2 separate regions of the Homo sapiens genome follow, and region 2 is linked to region 1. Evidence: read pairs that join two places in POLR2A ChIA-PET (ENCODE). Cell type or tissue: MCF 10A. All regions are shown on one strand.

Region 1 (8,000 bases):
GTTTTTTCCAGTGGAGGGGTCATGTGGTCAGCCCACACATGTAGGTATTTGCAGATAGACCCCAAAAAAATCAGTCACAGTGGGAACACACAATTTATGAATTTATTTCAGCAAAAATCCTGATGCCTCTTTTCTGCAAATTCCATTCAGTTCAGCAGATAGCTCGGGGCACTGTGGTGGAATTGAGAAGGTCAGGGAAGTGGAAGGCTGGCGTAGGTAGACAAAGAAGTTATGGTCCCCTGACTTCTAGGAGGACCATATCTTCTGCCTCTCTTTTCCTCTCCCTTGTCCCCCGCCCTCACCTCCTTTGTTCTTGTTCTTTCTTTCTAAGTACTGCTTCCTTTCCAATACCTATGCTTTGGTCCTGCTGGGGCACCCACAAGCACTGCTTAGCTTGGCTGGTGGCACTAGGATCTGAATCACTGGTGGTCCCTAGTCATAATCCATTCCCAACACACGGTCCCTCTCCCTCTCCCCTCACCACTTCTAGCCCTTCAGACTCTTGGTGACCTCTGTAGGATGCAGCCAAATCTCCTGTGTATAGAACCTCTTATCTTCAAGGTGCTTTCAAACCCACTTGAAGCAAAGGTAAAGGGTGGGCAAAGGATCTTGCTTAAACCCGCTTCACAGATTAATAAAGTGGGCTTGAGAGAGGACACAGGAAAGCACGCGGCAGACACAGGGCAAGAACTCACCTTCCTGAAACACAACCTAATCCCCTTTTCACCACACCAGAGCCTCCCTGAAGTGGGAAAGGTACCAAATGCACAAAAGGGCTGTCCAGCCATGCAGTGTTTACTCTTGAATGACTAGTTTTCCAAGATCCAAAAAAGCCTCGCAGAAGGAGCCCTCTTCTGGGGAGATTGGGGGTTGGGTGGCAACGTTAGAGTGTCTTCAGTTCCCAGGGGACCCCAACTGTGCTTGCAGGGTGCTGGTAACTTTGGTACAGTCAAGCCTCAAAGCTTCAGACCAATTAGAAGCCCCTCAGAATCATGGAAAAGTCTGAACTGCTTCAGAGGGTATCATGAGCCCAACTAACCATCACCAAAGCGTTTCCAGGGTTGGAATCCTGTAGGCCTTGACTTAGCATGTAGACCAGATGCATTTTGCGGTTGGCGGCACAGCTGTCTGTGGCCTGGAAGCACCGTGCTCCAAATGCTTTCATGTTTACAGATTAGACCTCCCCCTGCTGCTGAGCTGTGTGCTGAGCCAGCTCTTTCATTATGGAATTGTAGGGTCTGGCTGAATGAGGCTTTACTGTACCCGCTCCTTAGACTAGCGTGTAGTGTGTGGCATGGGGTTGACTCACCCATTCTGAGACTTGCCAGGCTTGACCTCTGCCCCATGCCCCTCGCCCCCTGGCTCCTTTGCAGAGTGCGGTTACGATCTGATGGAGCAGCCATCCCCAGACGCCGAAGCGGGGGCGACACACACAGCCCGCCCCGGGGCCTGGGCCCCAGCATAGACACACCACCCCGGGCTGCTGCCTGCCCCAGCAGCCCCCACAAAATCCCCCTCACCCGGGGGAGGATCGAGAGCCCTGAGAAGCGGAGGATGGCGACGTTCGGGAGCGCTGGCAGCATCAACTACCCTGACAAGAAGGCGCTCTCCGAAGGGCACTCGATGAGGTCGACCTGCGGTTCCACCAGGCACAGCAGCCTAGGGGACCACAAGTCCCTGGAGGCCGAGGCCCTGGCAGAAGTAAGGGCCAGCGGGAAGGCAGGCTGGGCAGCCAAAAGCCCCAGAGGGCAGCGGGTGGGAATCCGTGGAGCGGGGAGCCACCTTGGCCTTTATGCCAGGCTCATGGCTAAGCCAGAGAACAGGAGAGTGAGTGGCCTCCCCGTCCCTTGCTGGGCTTCCCGTGGGAGTGGAGACTGGTTGGGAGCAGCCACTGCTAGGGTTCCGATAGAGGCTGAACACCCCCAGTGTCCAGGGCTGGAGAGGGCATTGGCCAGATTATGGGGCTGGGGTAATGGCAGGTCACTACACAAAATGATACGATTCAGTTTTTGACTCATTCATTCACTCATTCATTCATTTCTCTCTTCATTCATCAATTCATTCACTGGCAAATATTGATTGAGCATCTATCATGTGGCCGTCACCATGCTAGCCACCAACAGTAAAATGGAGATCTAAAATGGACTCAGGCCCTGCCCACATGGAGCTTACAGTTTAGAGAAGAAAGAGACATCAACAAACACACACACACAGTTGTGAAATAGTTGTTTGGTTGGGTGCCTTTAAGGAATGGTCCAAAGTATTTTGAGAGCCTAAAATGTGAGGATTGCACCTAGGCAGGGAGAGACTTCTCTGGAGAGGACTTGACCTGAGACCCAAAGGGTGGGCAGAGCTAAATAGCCGAAGCTGCAAGAGAAGAATGTTCCAGGTTCTTCTCAAGTGCTTAGAGGGTTGGCTTTTGTTTGTTTGTTTTGTATTTGGATGAAAAATCTATATGATTTTTACATTTGCCAAATGAATAGAACTGTGATTTGTTTAACAGTTTGCATAGCCGGTTTCATGGGTTTTTTGACAGTTCTATCATATTTTGAGAAGTTTCCATTTTTTTTGTCTCTGGAATTTGGTGTGGGGGCCCATTATGTACCCTCTCCCTAGTGTTCTCTCCCACATAAGGTAACAGAGACAATCAGAACCTTCTGGTCTGTGAGAATTTTACTGTGGAGAGTAGCCTTTGAATCGCTGTTCAAAAGGAGAAGGAAGAAGGGCAGGGAGTCATGAGCTGTGTTCTAGAGGAGGCCAGGCAGGGTTCCCAGGGAATACACAACACAGAAACAGCTCACCTAGCAATGAGTACTCCTGTTCACACCAGCAGGCTCTAGTTTGGCCCCATGCCCATTCCCAGGGGTCCCTGAAGATCAGTGCCTTCCGAGGAGGCATGCCAGCTGCTGGTCCCCCCCATACTTGAGGAAACATCACCCTAGCACCCACCATCATCTGGAAACTCTACCAGTCTAGAAAGTTCTACCAGTTATGATAGAGGATGGCCTGAGGCCTGCCCCAGGGCCCTTTACATTTATAAAGAATCAAATGCAGTCTAGAAAACTGTTTCTAAAAGTAGCTCTCACAGCAGATTAGTCCCACAGGATGCTAGGGAGTGGGTAGGGAATACATGTTCTGTGGTCAGCAAGGTTTGGGGAATGCTGCTCTGACAAAGTTGAGTGGCTTCTCTGTAAGACTTATAAAACCTTTAAAGCAGGCACCCCCAGCCCCCGGGCCATGGATGGATCTGTGGCCTGTTAGGAACCAGGCTGCACAGTAGGAGGTGAGCAGCGGGAGCCAGCATTATTGCGTGAGCTCTGCCTCCTGTCAGATCAGCGGGGGCATTAGATCTTCACAGGCCGTGAACCCTGTTGTGAACTGCGCATGTGAGGGATCTAGGTAGTGCTCTCCTGAGGAGAATCTAATGCCTGATCTGAAGTGGAGCAGTTTCATCCGAAAGCATCCTCCTGACCCCCCATCTGTGGAAAAATTGTCTTCCACGTAAACGGTCCCTGGTGCCAAAAAGGTTGGGGACTGCTGCTTTAAAAGATGTGCACTGTGAATCTCCAAGAAAGAAAACAGGGCATGCCCCATATCCCAGACTTCTGTGACCTTTATTCATGGAGCGTTTTGCACGACCTGCCCCTGGAATGCACTTGGGGCCTGCTGCATGTGTTCTCAGTTTGCAGATGGATCTGCACCCTGTCTAGTTTGACAGCTGCCATCCAAGACCCCCTTTCACTAACAGAGGTCAAATAGGGAATTGTAGTAAATGATATGTAAGTAACCCACTGCCACTGGAGAGTTTCCAGCCTCAGCATTGGCTCTGATGAGCCCTTGACTTTGCAGGCTGCAAAGGGGAGTGGCAGCTGAAGAACCCCAGGTAGTAGGCCGAGTGACCCAAATTTCTTTGGTCTCAAAATGTCCCTTAGGATTTAGATGTGAACCCACTTAAAGAGGCTGTTTGGGGAACTTGCAACATGACCATCCAAAGTGGGAAGATCGAATTGGGGAGGAGATGAAAAGCAATCACGGTCCCCACTCTGTCTCCCAGGGCCTCTCTGCCGCTCAGCTCTGGAGACTCACAGCGCCACCTCTCGGACTAATGCAAGGCTGCAGCCTAAACAACTCAGCTGATCTTTCTCTGAACTTCCTGTCTTTCTGCTTACTCTGCTGGGGTAGAGTGGTGGGGCGGGTGGGGATGGTGGTAGAGGGGCAGTAATTACATTTTATGTGTTAAAGTTTCACCATGCAGCTCATGCTGGACTAGAGCAAATAGAGAGTAGTGAGGTCAATAGGGGGCTTCCTTCAAGCGGAGTGGTTGATGATAGGGCGGCTCGGCTCCAGGAAAGCCGGCTGTGTCACTGCAGGGCTGGCACATGGCAGAGATGGGGAGAGGTCTGCCTTCCCTCCCTTCCTGCAGAAAATTGCCCCCACAGCGCCTCCTTTTGGATAAGGCACAAAACACCCTTTCTTAAAGTTGCCGGTGTTCTGGGGCAACGGATGAAACATCCTGGAGAAGCGTACAAGCTAATATTAGCCATTAGCCAGACATCCATAGTCCCCTAACAAAAAGGACAGGCTGTGACAATGCGGGGAGCAAGAGCTCTGGGCCCTGACCCCAGCCAGATTGAAGCCTGCCATGTGGCCTAGGGCAGGCAGGAAGCCACCTGCAGACAGGGGAGGGAGAGAATGTAAAAGACCAGGGTGCAGAAAGGGGCCGGCCCCAGCATCTCCAGGCTCCAACCCCACCATCTGTTTCACCAGACTCATACTTTTTATTTATTTTTTTTAGGATTTGCAATAAAGCAAGCCTGTCTTAATAGTCATCATTCCTCCATGAGGTTATGCACGGCACCTACCAGTGGTGGCTTAGGCAGTATCCCTCATGGTGCCCTCGATGGCCAAGCCAGCTGGGCTGTGGCTCAGCTGAGCCTGAGCAGGTCCTCTCATGTCTGTCGGATGCGGAGGCATCCCAGTCAACAGTCATGGGAACCCATGGGGCTCTTGGGCTAGAAGGATTTTGAAAACCACCACCTGGCAGTTTACAAAGCTTCATCACATCCATTATCTCACCCCATATTCACAGTAAATGTCTGGGATTGTAATAGATGAACAAAATATGGTGCAGAGTGATTGAGATTTGCTCAGGGTCACACGGCCAGCAACTGGCCACAGATTCTTTTTACTCAAAAGTCCGGGGCCCTGTGGCCTGTCCCAGGGCTCTTGGGTTAAATGCTGCCTTCCAGCTACAGCACCACCTTGGGCATGAGGGGACGGGAGCTGAGGGAAGCTGCCCTGTGGCATGGTGAGCCCGGGCTGCCCTGGGTGGCAGGGGGCTCGCTCTCTCTGAGTCCTTCAGAGTGCTCAATCAGAGTGCTCTCCTCCTGATGAGCTCTCAGATATTATAACATCCTCGGGAATTATGTAGGCAGAAGAAGATTTTTCTGGCCTGTTAAAATTTCCACTTTTTAAAAAAATTTTCTGATTATAATACAGAGAAGAGAGTAGCAGTCCCTCTATTCTGGGATGTGCGCTGTGAACATTCTGATACATAATCTCCAAGAAATTTTTCTGTGAGCAAGGATTTTTAAAAAAATACTGAACTGACTGGGTTCAGACTTGGGCTATGCTGCTAATTAGCTGTGTGACCTTGGGCAAGTTACTTAACCAGTCTGAGCTTCAGTTTCCTCCTGTGTGACATGAGCATAAAGGTAGTTCCTACCTTAGAAGTGTGAGGATTAAATGAATTATTAGGGGGCAGGGTTTGGATTGGTGCTCAGTGTTAGCTATTATTGCTATTGCTATTGTCATTCGTATTTTTGAGTGCTTACTCTGTGCCAGGGGTCAGGCCAGGCTCTTCACAGGGACTGTATCATTTAATGCACTCATCAACTCCCTGAGGTCCATATTATAATTATCTGCCATTTACAAATGAGGATTCTGGGGGCTCAGAGGGATGAGGGAACTTGCATAAGGTCACATAGCAAGGAAGTGGCAGAGCCAGGATTTGAATCCGTGTCTGTCTGACTCCAGAGCCTGCCCTCTTTATCAGTAGTCTGACCTGCCCTTATGAAATCTATTTCCTGTGCAAGGCAGCATGCAGGGGATATCCACATTGGTTCTCCCATGTGGTTATAAGACATCCTGAGGACTTAATCTCCATCCCTGCCGCGAGGCTTCTGGGGAACCTGCCTACGAAGGGAAGCTGCTTAGCAGACAGGAAGGACCTGACTCCAGGTCTCCAGACTGTGCTGACCCCAGCTCCCTCTGTCCCCAGGACATCGAGAAGACCATGAGCACGGCTCTGCACGAGTTGCGGGAACTCGAGAGGCAGAACACGGTCAAGCAGGCGCCAGATGTGGTGCTGGACACCCTGGAGCCCCTGAAGAACCCGCCAGGCCCCGTCAGCTCGGAGCCCGCCAGTCCCCTTCACACCATCGTCATCCGCGACCCCGATGCCGCCATGCGCCGCAGCAGCAGCTCCTCCACCGAGATGATGACCACCTTCAAGCCAGCCCTGTCCGCCCGCCTGGCTGGCGCCCAGCTCCGCCCGCCCCCCATGCGGCCCGTGCGGCCGGTGGTCCAGCACCGGTCCAGCAGCAGCAGCAGCTCGGGCGTGGGCAGCCCGGCCGTGACGCCCACCGAGAAGATGTTCCCCAACAGCTCAGCGGACAAGTCGGGCACCATGTGACCTGCAGGATGGGCCGCGCCGCCGTGGCCCGCTGTGGCTCACCACGGCCCAGGGTGGCCTTGGTGGCTTCCACGTGCTTCCCAGTGACCCTGGCCTTGGAGGGCAGAGGTCCGTCTGGGAGGGTGTGTCTGTGCAGAGCTGAGGCCCGGGCGCTGGCTGCAGCTCACGTCCAGCCATGGGAATCCCACGGACCTCTCGCGTGTCAACAGACGACCAGAGGAGTGCTGGAGCTCCAGCAGCCCCAACCACAGCATTCCCTAACATGGAGGCAAAATACCACATGGCTTCTCCCGCATATCGTCACTGGAAACTTCCTCTCTCGACATTCTCTCTACATACGTATATGTGTGTGTATATCGATGTGTGCATATATACACATGTATACGTATGTACGTGTCTGTAGGTGTGTGTATATATATATATATTTATGCATCTATATACATATACTAGATCTGGACACACGCATACTAAGTGTATATAGTATCTCCTTTTTCTTTTTATGAAACTTAGATTTACCTCAGATCCATGCCACCAAACATCTCCCACCGAGTTATTTGGTGGGATTTGCAGGGACTTTTCTGGGAGAACTTAAAGGCCCATAGTAACTGCGAATGAAGCAATATACCACTAACCTGCAGAAAAACACAAACAAAAACAGACTCCCACTGTCTCCAGAAGTCGTGGCCTTCCAGAACAGTCTGCCCCTCAAGGAAGGGTGGGGCAGGCAGTACCCCCAAGCAGGCTGCTCCCAGAGGTGGGGAACCCTTCATAGGAAATCCCCACCCCCGTCCACCCCAGAGACCCTGCCCTTCCACCCGGAGGCCAAAGGCCAACTGTACTCCCAAAGGCATGGGAGAAGGTTGGCGAGAAGACCCCTGACTACCACATCCTTGTGTTTGTGTGTAGAGACGGGGGATAGTGAGAACCTAAGCCCCATCGTAGCACAGTATTACATGTGGTTGGGAAAAATAAAAATACAGTGGTGTGGAATACTCCAAAACCTAGAAATGCTGTAGGAATAAATCTGTGGTAACTATAGAGGTTTAACTTATATCATTTTCAAACTATTTAATTTTTTCTTTTCCTGGTTCTACTAATTATACTGTGTCAGATTTGGAACTAAACAGGCAAGGAGGCTTTGAGTCACATCGTTTTCATTTTAAATCAGGCTGTGATGCACTGTGGCTGGTGCCGTCTTGCATGAAACGCATGAGCCGTGAGCGCCCAGTTCAGACTGGGGCCAGGGAGGGGCAGTCCTTGGCACTTTCTGTCCTAGAGGACACTGTCAGTTGAGTTAATACAAGTG
Region 2 (8,000 bases), 100 kb before region 1:
GTCATCCTGAAGATAATGTAGAGAGGGAGAAAGCCTCTCAAAACTGAGCAGCTTCAGGTTTTCATAGATACTGGCTTTTCAGGAAGACAGCCCTGTCACTTCCCATGACATGCATGCAGGCTCTCATCTTACCCTCAACCATAGTTCCTGATCTGTGAGTGACTCTTAGAGAGAGAGAGAGAGAGAGAATATGTATATAAAACATCGACATCAGGGACACAATCAAGAAAGATTACTCCTGAGTATGTGAATATGTTCTGGGCCCACAGAGATTCAGCCCAACTTTCCACACCATCCCCAGCTACCTCGACTTGGAAGCCAGGGTGGGACAGGATTGAGTAACAGATGACAGGAGATTCTGCAAAATGGCACGGGGCACTGTATGTTATCTGACATTTATGATGATCTAAAGCAGAGCCTTGTAAATATCAATATGCTTTCTATACTAAGGCAGAAGAGTTTTCATGTTTTAGAATTATTTTTAGATGTTTAGGGAAAGAAGACCTTAAAGGTGCTTAGAGAGCTAACTTTCCCAGTGGAGGCAGCTTGGTTGAGAATATCACATTCACTAGCTCTATGGCCTTGGGCAAATTACTCACCCTTCCTGAGCCTCTGTGTTCTAATCTTCAAAATAGGTTCAACAATAGTGCCTCGAATAAAGGGCTGATCTTAGGCTTACATGAGGTATTGTCTCATAAAGCAGTTAGCATTGTGCTTGGCACGTGCTAAGACATCAAGAAACAATAACTATTATTGTTATTATCCACAATGGTATGTATTATAAGCACATAGTATTAGTAGTAATTGTACTAAGACTTATTATTAATAAGTATTACCATTATTAATAATATTTAGTATTATCCGTAGAGATCCAGAAACTCCTAGCCTGACCATGTCAGGTCACTTTTCATAACCATTCCGAGGTATCCTTGGACTTCCTCAGGCCTGTTACGTAAAGCAGTTCTGAAAGTGAAGCTTTCAGCATAAACAGGGTCCCAAAGTAAGCCTGGGAGTAATTGCAGGGAAAGGAAATGCTGGCCACGGTGCTAGACTCACTGCCTCCGTGCATGCCTGGGCTCCCGGGTGTGCATGAGTGAGGCTCACCACTGCCAAGAACGTCCAGGTGGTTCCAAGGCCTTCCTGCTTCTTTGCAGTCCAATATACCAGCCCTGGCAACAGTAGGAAGACCTAAGGACTCGAATCTGCATTCTTGAAAAATGAGTAGATGACAACATTTGGAGTTCAGCAACAGGAGGCATAAATTAGTGTGGGAAGGGAAAGAGAACAGGGATGAGTTCAGGAGCAGGGAAAGGAAGAAAATGGGAGGCAGAGGGGAAGAATAACAAGGATCAGGATAGAGGGTGGGCAGGAACCCGGCTAAGGAGGATGTTTGAAAGCAGAGGTTGGCGCCGGGATGGAGAGCCGATAGCCCGGTTATTGGCAACCAAAGTCCTGGCTAGGAATGGGAGTGAGCCGTTAACTGTTGGAGCTGCTGTGTTCAGGGGTACGTGGACCTTCCAGCACAGGCTGGAGAAGCCTGATCCTCTGAGACATGCCTTTTAAGCCTTTGTTTTGGAAATAAAAACACAATCACTTTGGGAGATGGCCCGTGCTTACATACATCATGTATTTAAATAGGGAACATCTGTGGGTCTCAAGTTTTGTGATTTGATGAGAAAACAAGCCAGAGTGTGGAGAAGAAGTGGGTAGGATCTGTCGGCATTTAGGACTGAAAGAGACAAAGGATTTTGTTGTTGTTGTTGTTGTTGTTGAGTTGTATTTGTTTCCTGTTGTTGTTTTTGAATCCCAGAATTAGGAAAATCATGAAATGTCCCTAAGAGTAACCCAACATGAGAACATCTACTCAAGCAAAGAGTGAGAAAAGAGAGACAGGGGGCTGGCTGACGCAGGGTTTGATGAGACAGGAGAAGAGAGGCCCAGCACGGATAACTGAGAGTTAACAAAGGCCACCTGTCTTACTCCTGCATTACAATTTTCTAAAAGATTGTTTAGGATGGTGTCATTGGGAGAAATGAAAGGGCGTATGTGTGTGTGTATGTGTGTGTGTGTGAGAGGTCTTGTTCTTAAAACTCAACATTTTAAGATGGTATTTTTTTTTTAGACATAGAGAATGACATTAGCTCTGGAAATGACCCGTCTTTGAGTTATTTTGAGGGAGATAGACACACGCCCTTTAAAAACAGAGCTTTTCAGGCTGGGCATGGTGGCTCATGCCTGTAATCCCAGCTCTTTGGGAGGTTGAGGCGGGTGGATCACCTGAGGTCAGGAGTTCAAGACCAGCCTGGCCAACATGGTGAAAACCTGTCTCTACTAAAAATACAAAAATTAGCTAGGTGTGGTGGTGCATGCCAGTAATCCCAGCTACTTGGGAGGCTGAGGCAGGAGAATCCCTTGAACCCAAGAGATGGAGGTTGCAGTGAGCTGAGATTGCACCACTGCACTCCAGCCTGGGTGACAAAGCAAGACACCATCTCACAAAAACAACAACAAAAGAAATAGAGCTTTTCAAATGTAACTCATAAAGTCTTAGGACCTACTGTGAGGTTTTTGAGAGTTTTCCCTAAAAAGCATGATGATCCCTGCATTGAAAACAAAATCAAATCATACAGAGCAAGATTTTCATGGCAAAGGAAATGATTTAATTCAGAGCTGTGTATGTCAAGAACTTCATCAGCTGATTTCATCTTGACATGAATTAATGTTCACTTGATTTTTTTTTTTTGTGCAAAGAAATAAGGGTTATGGGTGACCATCCTTTACTCCTCTCTAGTTTCCTACTGCTCTGCACAATGCTGAGCTCATCCACAGGCATTTACAGAGCTCCTTTTGTATGCAGGTCTTCGTAATCGGCATTGTGGGAAACTCTTTAAAGCCAGGGATCTGGTCTTTAGGGTGCGTGTGCTCTAATTGTTGGGAAATTAGTCCTTTTGCAGGAACTCTTTGAAAGCTGATGCTTGGTGGAGCGTTTTCAGAAGGCCGTCTCATTCAGTGGTCATTTCGGTATCTACAGACTGACATAAGCATGGATTACGTTAGTATTTTTTCAAATAAGCAAAAATGAAAATGTATGGGATCCTGTAAACTGATGAAGTCCAGAGGTGAATCTTGTTTAGGCACCACTAGATCTAGGGACGGAAAGGCTCTGGCTGTCTGCCGTAGTGGGCCTGGTACTGCAGGCAGTGCAAGACTCCTGAAGACCCTTTTAGCAACCCCCGGGGAGAAATGATCTGAGAGTGTGGTTATGAGAAACGTCCCAAAGAAGATTCTTCATTGGCTTAGCCTGGAACACGTGTTTGTCTCTGATCTGATCACTGAAGGCAAGGAGCTGGAGCCTGGTCAGACCCTGCCCCTGCCTGATGATCTTGTGTGGCCAGGCAAACAGGAGCCTGTTCCACCAACATCTCATCTTCTGTTAGTAGAAGGAGGAAGGGAGAAGCAAGACATGACCATGTCTGGTTTATTCCTAGCAGAGCAGGTGTAGCTAAAGAGGATGAGATCTGCTTGTAAGTTGGGGCAAGGCCCAGAGATGCAGATTTCTGCACAGGTGATAAGAAAGTGCATTGGACAGGTAGGTGGTGTCTGGAGGGCAGGGCCTCCTTTGTACTTTCCTTGTGGTCTGGACTCATCTCCATTACAGCATTGTGATGACTTTTTTTCACTGTGTGTCTGCATCTTGAACTAGGTCCTAAGGAAGCAGATTATAGTAAGTTGCTATGAGTGCCAACTTTGGAGTCAGACCAATCAAAAAGATGAATCTTGGCTCTGCCACTTTCTAGCTGTGCAACCTTGGGGAAGTTGCTCAGCCATTCTGAGCCTCCAGCCCCCCCCCCCCCCCCGCCCACCCCACTTATCTGTCAAGTGGGAATACTTATAGCAGTTCCTGTAAATATTTAAATTAGATAACACATGGGAGTGACTTTGGATAGTATTCAACAAATGGGGCCAGGCACCGTGACTCATACCTGTAATCCCAGCACTTTGGGAGGCTTGAGAGCAGGGACCGTGTCTCATTCAGCTTTGTGTCGTTAGTGCCTAGTTTAGGCTGGTATATACTGGGTAGTCAATAAACACCCGTGTAAATGGAATCAAAGCTAGTGAAACATGGACCACAGAGGGATAAGAGGCCACCCCTTTCCTGAGAGACCTCACCAGTGTCTGGTCATAAACTAAAATACATCTGTGGGCTGTACGGAGGACATGGCTGGGTGGAGGGAGAAGCTGGGCACTGTGGTCACCTGGACCAGCAGTAGCACAAGCCCGTACCGAAGGGGCCACCGTACTTGAAACAGGGGCTCGGCATTGCTGGATCTTCTAGAATTACCAGAGACGCTGAAAATCAGGACTTGTGCAGGAAATTTCCTGAGTTTTCAACACTGGGAAAGCATCCAGATGCTCTGAAAGCACTGAATGGCCAAACAAAACATGTCTGCAGGCCAGAGAAGCTGCCACTTGGAAGCCTTGTTCCAAGGTACTATTTCTCAATTGGGCAGGAGAGGGGGAGTTTTATCCCCCAGGGAACACCTGGCAATGTCTGGAGGTAATTTTGGTTGTCACACTGGGGGTTGGGGGTAGGGAATGCTACTGGCCTCTCACGGGTGGAGGCCAGTGATGCTCCTAAACATCCTATACACAGGACAGAGAATGCCTGGCCCTAAGGGAGCTGAACTGGCTTTAGCTACAGGCAAAGAGGCAAAGGAACCAGGCAGGGCTGGGGTTCCCTGCATTCATGATGGCTGGCTCTTGAGATTGGTCAGCCTCATTTTACTGGCTTATTTGAGCGTGAAAGACAGGGCTGTGCTCCGTCAATCTGGAGGAGCCATAGCTGCCATGGCTGAGCCCTCCTTGGCCCCATGTCACCGTTTTCCACTGTCCACACACTCCCTGTGCATGAAGGAAGCAGCCTGCCACCCTGACCCCTGCAGGCATGAAAGTAGTGTGGAAAATGTGGGCAGTGAGAGCGAATACATTATCACTTAGGTTCCTAAGGGCTGGGTATGGTGTCGCTGGAGATCACAGGGTTTGGGTTTCCTGTTCCTGGTGAAAAGTTTGGTTTGAGTTCCTCATTCAGTAGTTTCTGGAACCATAGTTGAGAATATTTCCCTTCCCAATCAACCCCAGCCAAAAATAGAAAGAACGCCTTTGAGTCTTGTGCAATTGAGTATTTGCTGAGCATTTACTCTGTGGCCAGTCCAGGGCTTGATACTGGGGAGTTGGTGAGCAGAGAGGCCTGGGCTGGTTCCCTCTGGCGGCTTACAGTCCTGGGGAAGAGATACAAGAACCCGATCTCCAGCTCCTCCCATTCATCCCACCCTCCATTCACTGGTGTCTTCACCTTCCTGAAGCGTAGCCCTGGTCATCTTAAACTTCTGCTCAACAACCCTCAGTAGTTCCCAGTCCTGCTCTGAAGGAAGCCTGTACTCTATCCGCCTCTGTGATCTGACCCAACCTCTGTCTCAGGCTTATCTCCTGCTCACCTGTGGCCGAGCTTCTCTCTTCATGAACCAGTCTTTTCACCATCCCCAGTCTCCGTGCCTCCTGCCTAGAAGGCTGTCTCCAGCCATTCATGCAAGCTAAGAAGGCCTTGGAAGTATCCCCTTAATCCTCTTCATCACTTCATCTCACATCACACCATCCTTTACTCTTGTATGGCCCTTTCCGCCTCCTGCCTTAGAATTGTGTTCTTGACTCTACCCCAGCAAACTGGGAGATTCTTAAGGGAAAAGTTACTAAAAAATTTGATTTTATATTCCCTTCTCTGGGCAACTTCCTAGCCTTGTCCTTGGCATCTCGTGGGTGTTGATTCAGCCTGTACTGCTATTTCCCCGGGACTTCATCTGTGCCTCATATGGTGCTAGGTGCTGCCATGTGTGTTATCTCTTTTCATGCTCACAGGGACTCCATGAGACCCATGACATCATCTCACTTTTACAGATAAGGAAACTAAGTCTTAGAGGAACTGTCACTTCATTCGTTCATAGATTCATTCAGCAAACACATATATATACACACACACATATAAATATATATACACACATATATACACATATACATATAATGTGTATTTTATATGTATATGTATGTTACATATGCATACATAATATACGTATATGTATATTTACTCTTGTATGGCCCTTTCCGCCTCCTGCCTTAGAATTGTGTTCTTGACTCTACCCCAGCAAACTGGGAGATTCTTAAGGGAAGAGTTACTAAAAAATTCAATTTTATATTCCCTTCTCTGGGCAACTTCCTAGCCTTGTCCATAATATACATATGTGTATAGTATGTATACATATGTACTATACCTATATGTATATGTATATTATATGTATATGTAATACATATATACATATAAAATACATATTATATGTATATGTAATACATATATACATATAAAATACATATTATATGTATATGTGTAGATGTGTGTGTATATATGTATACATATATAATATACAGATACATATAATATGTATTTCATATATGTATATGTGGGTGTATATATGTGTATATTTATGTAGATATGTGTGTACCTATATATATACACACACACATATACACACCCACATATATACACACATACGTATATATGGTTTTTTTTTTTTTTTTTTTTTGAAACAGTCTCATTCTGTCACCCAGGCTGGAATGCAGTGGCACAATCTCAGCTCCCTGCAACCCCTACCTACCAGGCTTAAATGATCTTCCCAACTCAGCCTCCCTTGGGACTACAGGTGTGTGCCACCACACTTGGCTAATTTTTTGTATGTTTGATAGAGACAGGGTTTCACCATGTTGCCCAGGCTGGTCTCGAATCCTGGGCTCAGGTCATCTGCCTGCCTCAGTCTCTCAAAGTGCTGGGATTACAGGTGCGAGCCACCATGCCTGGCCAAGCAAACATATTTAATGAGCACGTACTCTGTGGCAGACTCTGTTGCATTGCAGAAATGCAGGAATAGGGAAATAAGATATTGCAGATTGGGTCCCCCAGGAAGCAGACCCTGGGACATCTGAATTTAGCTTCTAGGGGAACGATGAAGGAGTGTTCTCTGGATCAGCCACTTGGGAAGGCAGGTGAGGCAGCAGGGTAAGGTCGAGCTGTGATGCAGGCTGCCTTACTAGAAGTCCTAGCCAGCCTGGTGGGGAGCTTTTTTAAAATTTTTATTTTCAGTTCAGAGGTACATGTACAGGATGTACAGGTTTGTTACATAGGTAAACGTGTGTCATGGGAGTTTGTTATACCAATTATTTTATCATCTAGGTTTTTAGCCTTGTATCCATTAGTTATATTTCCTGATCCTCTCCCTCCTCCCACCATCCATCCTCCGATAGGCCCCAGTGTGTGTTTTTCCCTGTATGTATCAATGTGTTTTCATTATTTAGCTCCCACTTATAAGTAAGAATATGTGGTATTTGGTTTTCTGTTACTGTGTTAGTTTGCTAAGTATAATGGCTTCCAGCTTCATTCATATCTGTAAAGGACATGATTTCATTCTTTTTTATGGCTGCATAGTATTCCATGGTATATATGTACCATATTTTCTTTTTCTAATCTATCATTGATCGGTATTTGGGTTGATTCCAAGTCTTTGCTATTGTGAATAGTGATGCAATGAACATACACATGCATGTGTCTTTATAGTAGAACAATTTATATTTCCTTTGGGTATATACCCAGTAATGGGATTGCTGGGTCAAATGGTATTTTTCACTTTAGATCTTTGAGGAATTGCCACACTGTCTTCCACAATGGTTGAACTAATTTACACTCCCACCAACAGTGTAGAAGCAGGGAGTTCTGAAGATGGAATGACTCCTCAGAGCTGTCTGAGTTGAGACAGGAAGAGGCTGACCTCTCTGCCCCACAATGATCAGTCTTTGGGCAAGGACTACACTGAGAAGGAGGTGTATACTTGGTGTCATTGTGTCCTCTGAGGCCATCCCTGTAGGGTGCTCTCAGCTGAGGGCTGTCTGCCTGAGCATTC

Evidence for each region. Peaks named below come from ENCODE experiments on the same cell type or tissue, not always from the same donor. Only the 100,000 strongest peaks of a DNase experiment are listed, where the experiment ranks them.
Region 2: POLR2A ChIA-PET joins it to region 1 with 5 read pairs; 2 of 35 experiments call an interaction of 5 or more read pairs at or near these places.

The regions. Positions count from the first base shown.
Region 1 is chr3:8,984,213-8,992,212 of GRCh38, reverse strand. SRGAP3 (SLIT-ROBO Rho GTPase activating protein 3) reads left to right here. Exons shown (of 22, transcript NM_014850.4): 21 at 1,374-1,701; 22 at 6,281-8,000. The coding sequence ends at 6,694. Among named protein-coding and RNA genes, the nearest start is that of RAD18, 25 kb to the right of the region's middle. RefSeq lists enhancers at 4,168-4,668, 4,669-5,169. In MCF 10A, a CTCF peak has its summit at 4,095; a DNase peak (open chromatin) is centred at 4,072.
Region 2 is chr3:9,085,150-9,093,149 of GRCh38, reverse strand. The region is part of intron 3 of SRGAP3 (SLIT-ROBO Rho GTPase activating protein 3); the gene reads left to right. Among named protein-coding and RNA genes, the nearest start is that of SRGAP3-AS2, 100 kb to the left of the region's middle. In MCF 10A, no CTCF peak of the experiment used is centred here; DNase peaks (open chromatin) are centred at 3,989 and 4,469.